Linked DNA regions of Mus musculus: region 2 is linked to region 1. Evidence: chromatin contacts called from ENCODE Hi-C or POLR2A ChIA-PET data. All regions are on one chromosome and are shown on one strand. Each heading gives the region's core, a stretch centred on a gene start or an enhancer-like site at or near the end of the contact. The rest is flanking DNA. Distances are from core to core; before and after follow the strand shown. Region 1 has its middle 18 kb from the start of Mir6904. Region 2 holds the start of Lin9 (lin-9 homolog (C. elegans)).

Region 1 (4,425 bases), core at 733-3,232:
CTAGAAAAAACATTGAATTGGGGCTGGTTTGCAGTTAAGTGTAGTTTAGTCCATTGTTCTCATGGAAGAAAGCATGGTGCTATGCAGGCAGCCATGATGCTGGAGAAGGACCTGAGAGTTTTACATTTTGATTGAAAGGAAGGGGCCGGGGGCTTCTGAAACCTCCAAGTCCACCCCGTACTGACACACTTCCTCCCACAAGGCCACCTCTTAATAGTGCCACTCCTGTGAACTTATGAGGCCATTATCATTCAAACTAGCACAGCAACCAAAAGTGAAGTCACTATAAATGAAAAGCCAGTGCTTCGGCCCATGCTGGCATGTCCACAGACCTAACAACAACCTTACCCCAAAATTGAGGGTCTGAGTGCCATGCTCTGCCCACCTAGTAAGCAGCCCTCGGGCAGCGTCTGTTCAGCCCGTCCTTGGCTGTTCAGACTGTCCTGTTGCATTGTCTGAGAAGCACTGAGTTCCTGCACTGTGCTGGCCATCAGGATTCTGTGTGGTCTGACTGTACTCGAGTGTTGCCCTCTTAGGGAGGTGAGGACCAATCCTTCAACAAACACAGCACATTTCAAAGCTGCTGTAGAGTGATGTGCCTGGAACTTGACCTTGCTGTAAACATCAGGGCCTGGCTTTCAGGAATGAGTTTAGGCCAGCTGAGATCCAGGGCTAGCACAGTATACACAGTGCACACTGATGAGAGCATGCTATTACATTACTGAGTCCTAGCACTCGGAAGGTAGAGGCCAGCCTGGGCTACACTATGAGACACTCGTCTCATGAAAAGCTGATTTGGGGGGCTGGCGAGATGGCTCAGCGGGTAAGAGCATTGACTGCTCTTCCAAAGGTCCTGAGTTCAAATCCCAGCAACCACATGGTGGCTCACAACCATCCGTAATGAGATCTGACGCCCTCTTCTGGAATGTCTGAAGACAGCTACAGTGTACTTACATATAATAAAAATAATTTAAAAAGCTGATTTGGGGCTGAGAACAAGGGGATGGAAAACTAGCCTCGGTGAAGGACTCTGGTGAAGGCGGGGGGGGGGGGGGGGCATCTAACGTTGACTTCTGGATCCTGACATTGAGTACACAAGCACACACAAAGTTTTTAAAATATTGAAGAAAGGGTAAGAGGACACTGTGGTAAATATGTATGGACTGTCTTGGTGGGATCCATTACTTAGCAATGAATGTGCTAATACCCGAGAGAGTGATTTTATTGGACTTGGCATATGCAAGGATTTTATTAACAGTACCAGTTAAAAGGAGTTGGGGTGGGAAGCAGGGCTAAAAAGATAAAAAGATGCCTCAGTGGTTAGAAGCACTTGCTCCTGCAGAGGATCCAGGTTTGGTTCTTGGCACCTGCACAGTGGCTCCCAAGCATTTATAACTCCAGTTCCAGGGGATCTGCCATGCTTTTCTGGCCTCTGCAGGCAGGCAAAAATACTCATTCATGTAAAAGGAAAGGGGGAGAGTATAAAAATCAAGTACAAACTGGGCTATGAAAAATGGCAAAAGGACCAGCTAAGGCTTTGTGTCCAATCAGAGGTAAGGCTGGGGCGGTCACATAGGGGCGTTGACTGCAATTTTAAGTCCAGCAAACTTCAGGAGGAGGTTTTCTGGGGATGAGTGACTGTTAATCGTTTAAATAGTCTTTACTCTGAAGGACAATACTCTCGGGACAGAAATGAGAGATGGGGTCCATAGACAGCCTTCAACTCCATAGGTCATCTGAGTCCCCAAACACAGTGTGACAGTCTTCTAAATCAGCCGATCCACTATCCATCTGACATCCTGAGAATGTAAGAAGCTAGGAAATACAATCTGGATCCAGCACTGCATTTCCAATCTCTATGAACCTGGCTCCCTTTAAGTCTTTAACTGTCTGACCTGTCCTCCCCTTGACCACGAGGCCATAGGCCTCTCTGGCTCTTTCCCTGGGAAGCCCAGCCCCACTTCCAGGCAGGCTCTCAAGGGCTTAGAATAGGCAGCTGCTGTCTCAGCAGATGGCCAGGCTAATTTTAGCCATGCGCTGTTACTCACCCAGGGACCAGGCTGGGCTTTCTAGATTTGAATAAGCCAGCGTGCTACTTTGGGTTACAACCAGTAACCAAAGTTTTGAATTGTGATTTCTATGATTCTAGCATTTGTTGGGAATTTCAGAAACCTAATTTTAAAGGGTTTTGTTTCTCCGAGTGGTTTGATGGGCAGGTGACCATTGGTGCTGCCTTCTTGGTGTCCCCAATGTCCCAGGGATACCTATTGCTCTTTATGTTCCTGGATAAAATGAGAATGGAGCCAGCCACCTTGGCTTCTTGAACCATCCACCGAGCAGCTTCTGGGTGATGAGCTGCATCTTGAAGCTCCAGAGGACTGCTTTTCCAGAAGACATTGGAGCTCTCATAGGTGGTGCTTCATGGCACTTAAGGAGTTGGCGAGTCTGGAAGTTGAGACTCTAGAGAAGTTGTGTTTCTCCAAGTATTTTTTTTTTCTTATTACCCCTGTCTTAGCACCCTGACATCAGCAACTTAAGGAGAGTGTGTTTGCGGGAGGGTGAGTCAAACTTAGTTCCCCTACAGAAGCAACCTGAACCATCTCTGCAACCCCAGGAAGGGTTAGGGTACAGTCTGTTGAGGCAGCAGGAACTATAAGCAGCTGGTCACATTGCATCTCCAATCAAGAACAATGAATAGCTGTGCTCAGCTCAGCACTGTATACAGTTGAGGATCCTAACCCAGGGAACAGTGCCACCCATAACAGTAGCAAAATTACATTTATGACCACAAGAAGACCCACATAGTCAACTAACCTGGGACCGTGAAGGCTAGTGCACCCTGGGCCACCAACCAGTGAACCTGCAGAAGCTGGACCTAGACCCCCTACACAGTTGTAGCAAATGTGCAGCTTGATCTTCATGTGGGTCCCCTAACAAGTGGAGCAGGGGCTGTCTGGGTCTCTGTTCCCTGCCATTGGGTCCCCTTATTGACCTGGACTGCCCGGTTGGGCCTCAGTGGGAGAGGATGTGCCTAGTCCTGCTGAGACTAGATGCCCTAGAATGTGGTGGGACCCAAGGGGAGGAGGGATTTGTATGGGTGGGACTGGGAAGAGAGGAGAGAGAGGGGGACTGTGATCATATACATACATATATACATATGTGATGTATAGTGAGTAAAGAAAACTTACAGTTATGAAATAGCAACAAAGATACTTTCTGTGGTTGGAGAGTCACTGCAACATGTGGAACTGTATTTTAGAGTCACGGCATTAGAAAGGTTAAGAACCAATCTTCTAGACCTATCGAATCACATTGACAAATGAGATTAACCATCCTACCCCACTGAAGTGTAACTTTTCTTAGGGAGATGTAAACAAATGGCCATTTGTCCCAGGCTGCACTAACAAGGTACCAATGAAACAACTCCACCCAAGCCTAGCTTAGTGAGCCTGTGAGGGTTTCTGGGTCATTACAGTAGCATAAGAGGTTACAAAGGGGTCAAGACAGCTGCATTACCAAAAGCCCACTCTCAGCATGGATGACAACCCATGCAAGCTGCATCCCGGAAGCTCCACCCAGCCTGCGGGCTGTGGGTCCTCACAGGAAAGGCTTCTTAGCACTAAATTGCTGCTTATAACCTTGGGGGGGTGGGCCTTGTGAATCAGACCGACTTCAGGAATTTCCTAGGTGTTAAAGGTTTCCTTCATTTCCTGATTCTTATGGGCCTCTATGAAGGACTATTTCAGTTCAAAGGAAGTAGCTATATAGCACACCCCTCCACAATATAAGAAGACAAAGTTTAATGGGACCAGACCAACCCTTCCAGTAAAGAAATAGCCCCATCTTGACTCAACCTGCTATTGGCTTTTCTTTACATTGGACATGAAGAGAAATTCAGGACGAGAAGGGACAGTCAGGTAAGACCAGAGTGCTTAGGCTTCCTGAATAGAGTTTAGAGAACCAACCTGTTAGTTGAGCTACTTTCTGGCTACTATCAGAAAGCCCAACACCTGCCTTAAGGGCACACATAGGATCCCCCTGTCAAGAAGACTATTACAGAACCTGTTAGTGAGGTTTCTGGGTTCCTCCCATCATGGCTGCAAGGCTCCCAGCATCTCCATCCAGCAAGCGACCCACGAATCCACACACACCTCTCTTCTCCTTGGCCAAGGTTGGGACCACATGCTGTGTTCCATTTACAGAAAGTACATTTGCAACCTGATTAGAGGAGGTAACTGTCTCAGCAAAAACCAAGAAGTGGGGAGTGGCCATGCTCTGGGGAGAAGGCAGTTGAGGAATGCAAACTCTTCCCACGGGGATTCTCGGTGCTCATCCACATCCCCAGGATCCATGATCTCAAGGACTTAACAGCTGCAGGCCGTTGCTAAGCCTCCCTTAGCTGCTCCACTCTTTGCGACTTTGTGA
Region 2 (4,425 bases), core at 1,037-3,536, 36 kb after region 1:
GAAAGAAAGAAAGAAAGAAAGAAAGAGAAAAAAGAAAGAAAGAAAGAAAGAAATTTCCCTCCAAAACGGAAGGTTTTATTTCAGGAAACAGCTACACAACATGGGGTACTGGGATTAAAGGAGTATACCACCAAGCCCAAAGTGTGTTTTAAAGCAAACAAGATAACTTACAAAATCGTGTCATCCTAAATTGGAATATACAAATGAAGGAAACTTATCCTATGGTTTCTGTTGCTATGGGTAGAATCACGGTGTCTCCTTCAAAACTCATATTGAAGTTTAATCTGTCATGCAACAGTATTAAGAAGCTCTGACCCTCCCAAATGGGATTCACATCCTCCTGGCAGCTCAGCTGTCTGTCTCTTCTACCCAGCAGCAGGTCTCAGTATGAAGGGACACTCATGCTCTTCCATCTCGGGAAGAGAACGCATCCTTCACCCCGGGAGACATAACAGCAAGATACCCATCATGGAAGGAGAAAGCGGCCCTCATCACAACCACCGGACATTGCCAGAATCCAGAACCATAATAAATGTCTGTCATTTAGTAATTACCAAGCAAGTCACAAGGTACCTTGTCTCAGAAGCATAAATGGATTAACACATGCTGTTACATTAGAGAGAAACCAAGGTAGTGAAAAATGTATGAAAACTGCCTCTGAGTAAAATCTGACTTGCTCTGATCTGACAACACCTGTCTACTAGGTTTCACCATTCTTGCCTCTCTCTTCTCTCTCAGCTTCCTCCATGTTGATTGCTGCTCTTTTATTCTCAGAGAGTTAAATTATGCCCGATCTCATTTTCAAATTGATGAAGACACCCAAGTCCCAAGCAGGACCAGTTTCCTGTTACGAGGCAGGCTGGTCTGAATGTGTTCAGAAGGCTCAGGGGGGGTTAGATTCTCTCAGAAGGCTAGGTTACTTTGTTACAACGTTTTACTTCCCGCCCACCTCCTCCCCCACTTACCCTGGGCCCAGAAGGGCCAGCACCCATGTGCTTCTCTTGCTCGCACTAGTCTTTCCCCTCACCTCTCGAAAGGTGGATTTTCCATCCTGCCCCTCCCTCCACCCCAGATTCAGCGGTACTCCCTACTGTCTATAAACTGGAGGCTGTAGCAGCAAACAGCTGGCTGCAAGGAGCCATTATAAGTTCTTTCCACTCATTAAGCAAGAGTGGAATTTTTGCCTGCATTTTACTGAGGAGAAGTTGAAGCACAAGTATTAAGCTTGCCTGGGACTGATACAAGTAGCAGCCCAAGTTGCACCCTTAACTTTCACAGCCTGCTGCCCTTTTCCTGAGCCTGAAGTCTTCCACTCTATTGCTCGCCCAAGAGTCTCATCTTGTCTTTCTCCAACCTGTGCCTCACATTCTTGAATGTGTTCTAGAAAAGAAATGAAAGCCTGCCCTTCGTACTACTTAAGACCTCGCTTTATTCTTTTTACCAAGCCCAACTTAGCCTGGGCTGGCCTGTCTAGATCTGCTCTCACCTCACTGAACCATCTTTAAACTTTTTAGTTTGTGGAAGTCACTCATCCACTCGTTTTTGTTTTGTTTTAAATTCTCCATTCGCCGACTACCCCCTCCTCATAAATCCCTGGAGAATAGACCCACCCCGGAGATCAACCACGCTTGTAAAAATAGTAGTTGAAAAGCCACCGTGGTTTAAATACTAGAAAGTGTTACAGATGGGAACCGTGAAATCTTTCCCGGCTTCTTTCAGCAAGGGAGGAATCCCCATCCAGTTTCATTACACTTGGCTAGTGTCACTTGTGTCTTCCCCAAGCATCCTTAGTCACTGTGAGGCTCCCAGCTCACTACCGGTCTCGGGTGGAGCGCATTAGAGAAAGAAAGCAGGACAGTTCACTAGCCCTCGGCCTACACCAACTTGGTGACCTCTCAAGGTCTCGTCCCGGCCGCTCGCAGCTCAGGTTCCGGCCCGGGCCGCCCGGACCCCGCGTCCGTGACCTGCAGGCGAAGCGGACGCCGCGGCCCGGGCACTCGGTGGGGGGGAAGGGCAGGGGCCGGGGCGCCGGAGAAACGCGATCTGGGGAGCCGAGTCCACGTTACTTTGGGCAGAGCCCCCTCCGTGCCAAGCGACCAGGAACCCAGGTCTCGTCCGCCGCGCCACCGGCCCGGGCCTGCGTCCCGCTCCCCTCGGGAACCGGCCTGCAGTTCCCGCAGCCGCAGCGCGGGCCGCGCGCCGGGAGCGAGCGCAGGCGAGGGGGGCGGCGCGGGCGGGCGCATCGGTGCTGGCGCCGCGCCCCCCGCGCTCGGCCCTACCGGGCCTCTCGGCGAGGCGTCCCCTGTCCTCCTCCGGGCCCGGCCCGGGGTGCGGGCGAGGCCCCGAGGCCCCCTCCCGCCGGGCTCGGGCGGAGCCGGACGGCCTGGCGGGAGCAGGCGCCGCGGGCCGCGAGCTCCTCATTCGAACCTCCCTCGCAGACAGTCTCCGCCCCACAATGCACCGGGGCGGGCAGCCTTTGAAAAAGCGGCGCGGCTCGTTCAAGATGGCGGAGCTCGACCAGTTGCCTGACGAGAGTAAGTAGCGTCTCAGAGCAGCCCTCCTTCCCGCCGGTTGCCCGTCCCGGGGTCGCACCGGCCGAGTCCGGTTGCCGGGCAGGTGGGATGGCCGCCAGCCCACCGCAGTCCCCGGCCTTCCTCCTCAGGCGCTGCCGCCGCGTCGCCGCCTTTGTTATGGTGTCTTGTGTGTCTGTTTCTGGGGTTGTGCGAGCGCCAGCGCCGGAAACCGAAAGCCCGGGAGTCCAGCCTGTCCTGACGGAGTCGGCGGCTGCTCTCCCGGAGCGACTGCTGTCGCCGGCCGGGGTGGGCGAAGAGCGGCCCCCCAGTTGCGGGCGCCGTCCTCCTCGCCCGCCCGGTTATGTAACTCGCCGGCCGGGGGCCGGGAGGGCTCGGGCTGGGCACCGGGGACACAGCCCCTCTTGGTGCCCCGGGCCTCCGATCTGATCCTCTGACGGCTCCTGCTTCTGCAGGCACTTGTGATCGCTCCCCCCGACCCCCCGCGTCCATCCTGGAAGTGTTTTCTTCCGTGTCACACAGGCTTGGCCCCTTCCCCTGGGACTACAGGTGGCCCTGGACCTTTCCGGAGATGATCCAGCCGGGATACAGTGCCGAGGTAGCCCCATTCCCAGTCTCCCTCCTGAGTGGATGTGTCTCTAGACTGTGGGGTGGGCATTACACACGGATGTGAGCACCGCAGCCCATATAAGTATGTTATTCTGCCTGACACCCACCCCTGTTCACTGCCTCACTTCTCCTTCTATACTCACAACCTCTGAGACGGATGTTCACCTGTCCGCAGACAGTAAAGCCAGCTACTCTGCGACCTAAGGACAAGGGAACAATTTTGTAATTTTCATATTGCACACATTATTAAAAGGCATTTTAGTTACAAAATGGTCTTGAAGCAACACGTACTCTGTGGTGTGTATTTGTAGCCCTTGGTCAACGAAAGGTTCGCAGGTGTGGTGGCGCACATCTTTAATCTCAGCACTCGGTAGGAAGAGGCAGGTGGATCTCCGAGTTCGAGGCCCACCCAGTCTACATACCAAGCTCCAGGACAGCCAAGGCTACACAGAGAAATCCTGTCTTGGAAAACAAACAAACAAACAAACCTCCAAACTGAGCAATCTGTATTTAGAACGATTGTATCATTTTTATGACAAATAAAGTAGTGGTTTTGTTTTTTAACCATTTGGTGTGCCCCAACAGGAAGTCAGGTCAGAGAAACCCGTTTCAAAAGCAAAGAAAAAACTCGAACTCTGTAAGATGTATCTGTGGGCAACGCAAATATGCCTTTAAAAGAGAGATAACTCTTAATTCTGTTTTCTTTGATATCGTGTATTTCTTATATTGTTAAGTCAGAAGTTCAGGTTGCCAGTATTCAGAATGTTTGTGTTTTAATTTTGATTTAGACCAGTGCTAAGTCTCAAAAGAACGTTCTCGATGGTGGATGGAGATGTCACTTTTCTAGTGTGCAGTGAGCAACCGGTAGTCACCTGTGACTAGATGGCTCAGGTGCTGCTCTTTTATTTCTATTTAATCTTGACTTATATTTAAATAGCTAGTGATTACTGTATTGATAAGGCATTATCTATAGAATATCCCTAAGTTTATCGTTCTTGTTTGGAGAATATGGTTGATTGATATTTACGATGCTTGAAAATATAGATAATTCAAGTAAGTAGAATGTTACCTGCCATCTGAAGAGATTTTTTTTCTTAAGCTGGGCACCGTGACGTGTGTTAACCTAACACATGTGAGCTAAGACAAAAGGCTAACTCTTAAGTTGGAGGCCAGCCTGGGCTGTACTGTAAAATGTTTCATCATCTGTAATGGGTACGCTCTGTGACTTCTCAGGGCTGTCTCACCTGCAGTCACACGGTTGTTGGTCAGCAGCCCACCAGAGCTG

The links. A loop is a pair of places that touch in the nucleus more often than their neighbours do. ChIA-PET counts read pairs that join two places held with the same protein, here RNA polymerase II (POLR2A).
Region 2: a map of heart shows a loop between it and region 1 (4-fold over the local background). The contact joins the promoter of Lin9 here to the enhancer-like site in region 1. A Hi-C loop is called at or near these places in 6 of 37 maps with a recorded cell type or tissue (gastrocnemius, heart, left cerebral cortex and 1 more). POLR2A ChIA-PET finds 5 or more read pairs at or near these places in 3 of 5 experiments (all embryonic stem cell).

Annotation. Positions count from the first base shown.
Region 1 is chr1:180,602,762-180,607,186 of GRCm38, forward strand. No RefSeq gene overlaps it. Among named protein-coding and RNA genes, the nearest start is that of Mir6904, 18 kb to the left of the region's middle. Within about 2 kb of position 1,983, at least 3 of the 3 ENCODE cell types and tissues checked have a DNase peak (open chromatin) inside an H3K27ac peak, as active enhancers do; they include gastrocnemius, heart and left cerebral cortex, where a contact is called at or near this core.
Region 2 is chr1:180,638,864-180,643,288 of GRCm38, forward strand. Lin9 (lin-9 homolog (C. elegans)) reads left to right here and starts at 2,287. Exons shown (of 15, transcript NM_001103182.2): 1 at 2,287-2,534. The coding sequence starts at 2,456.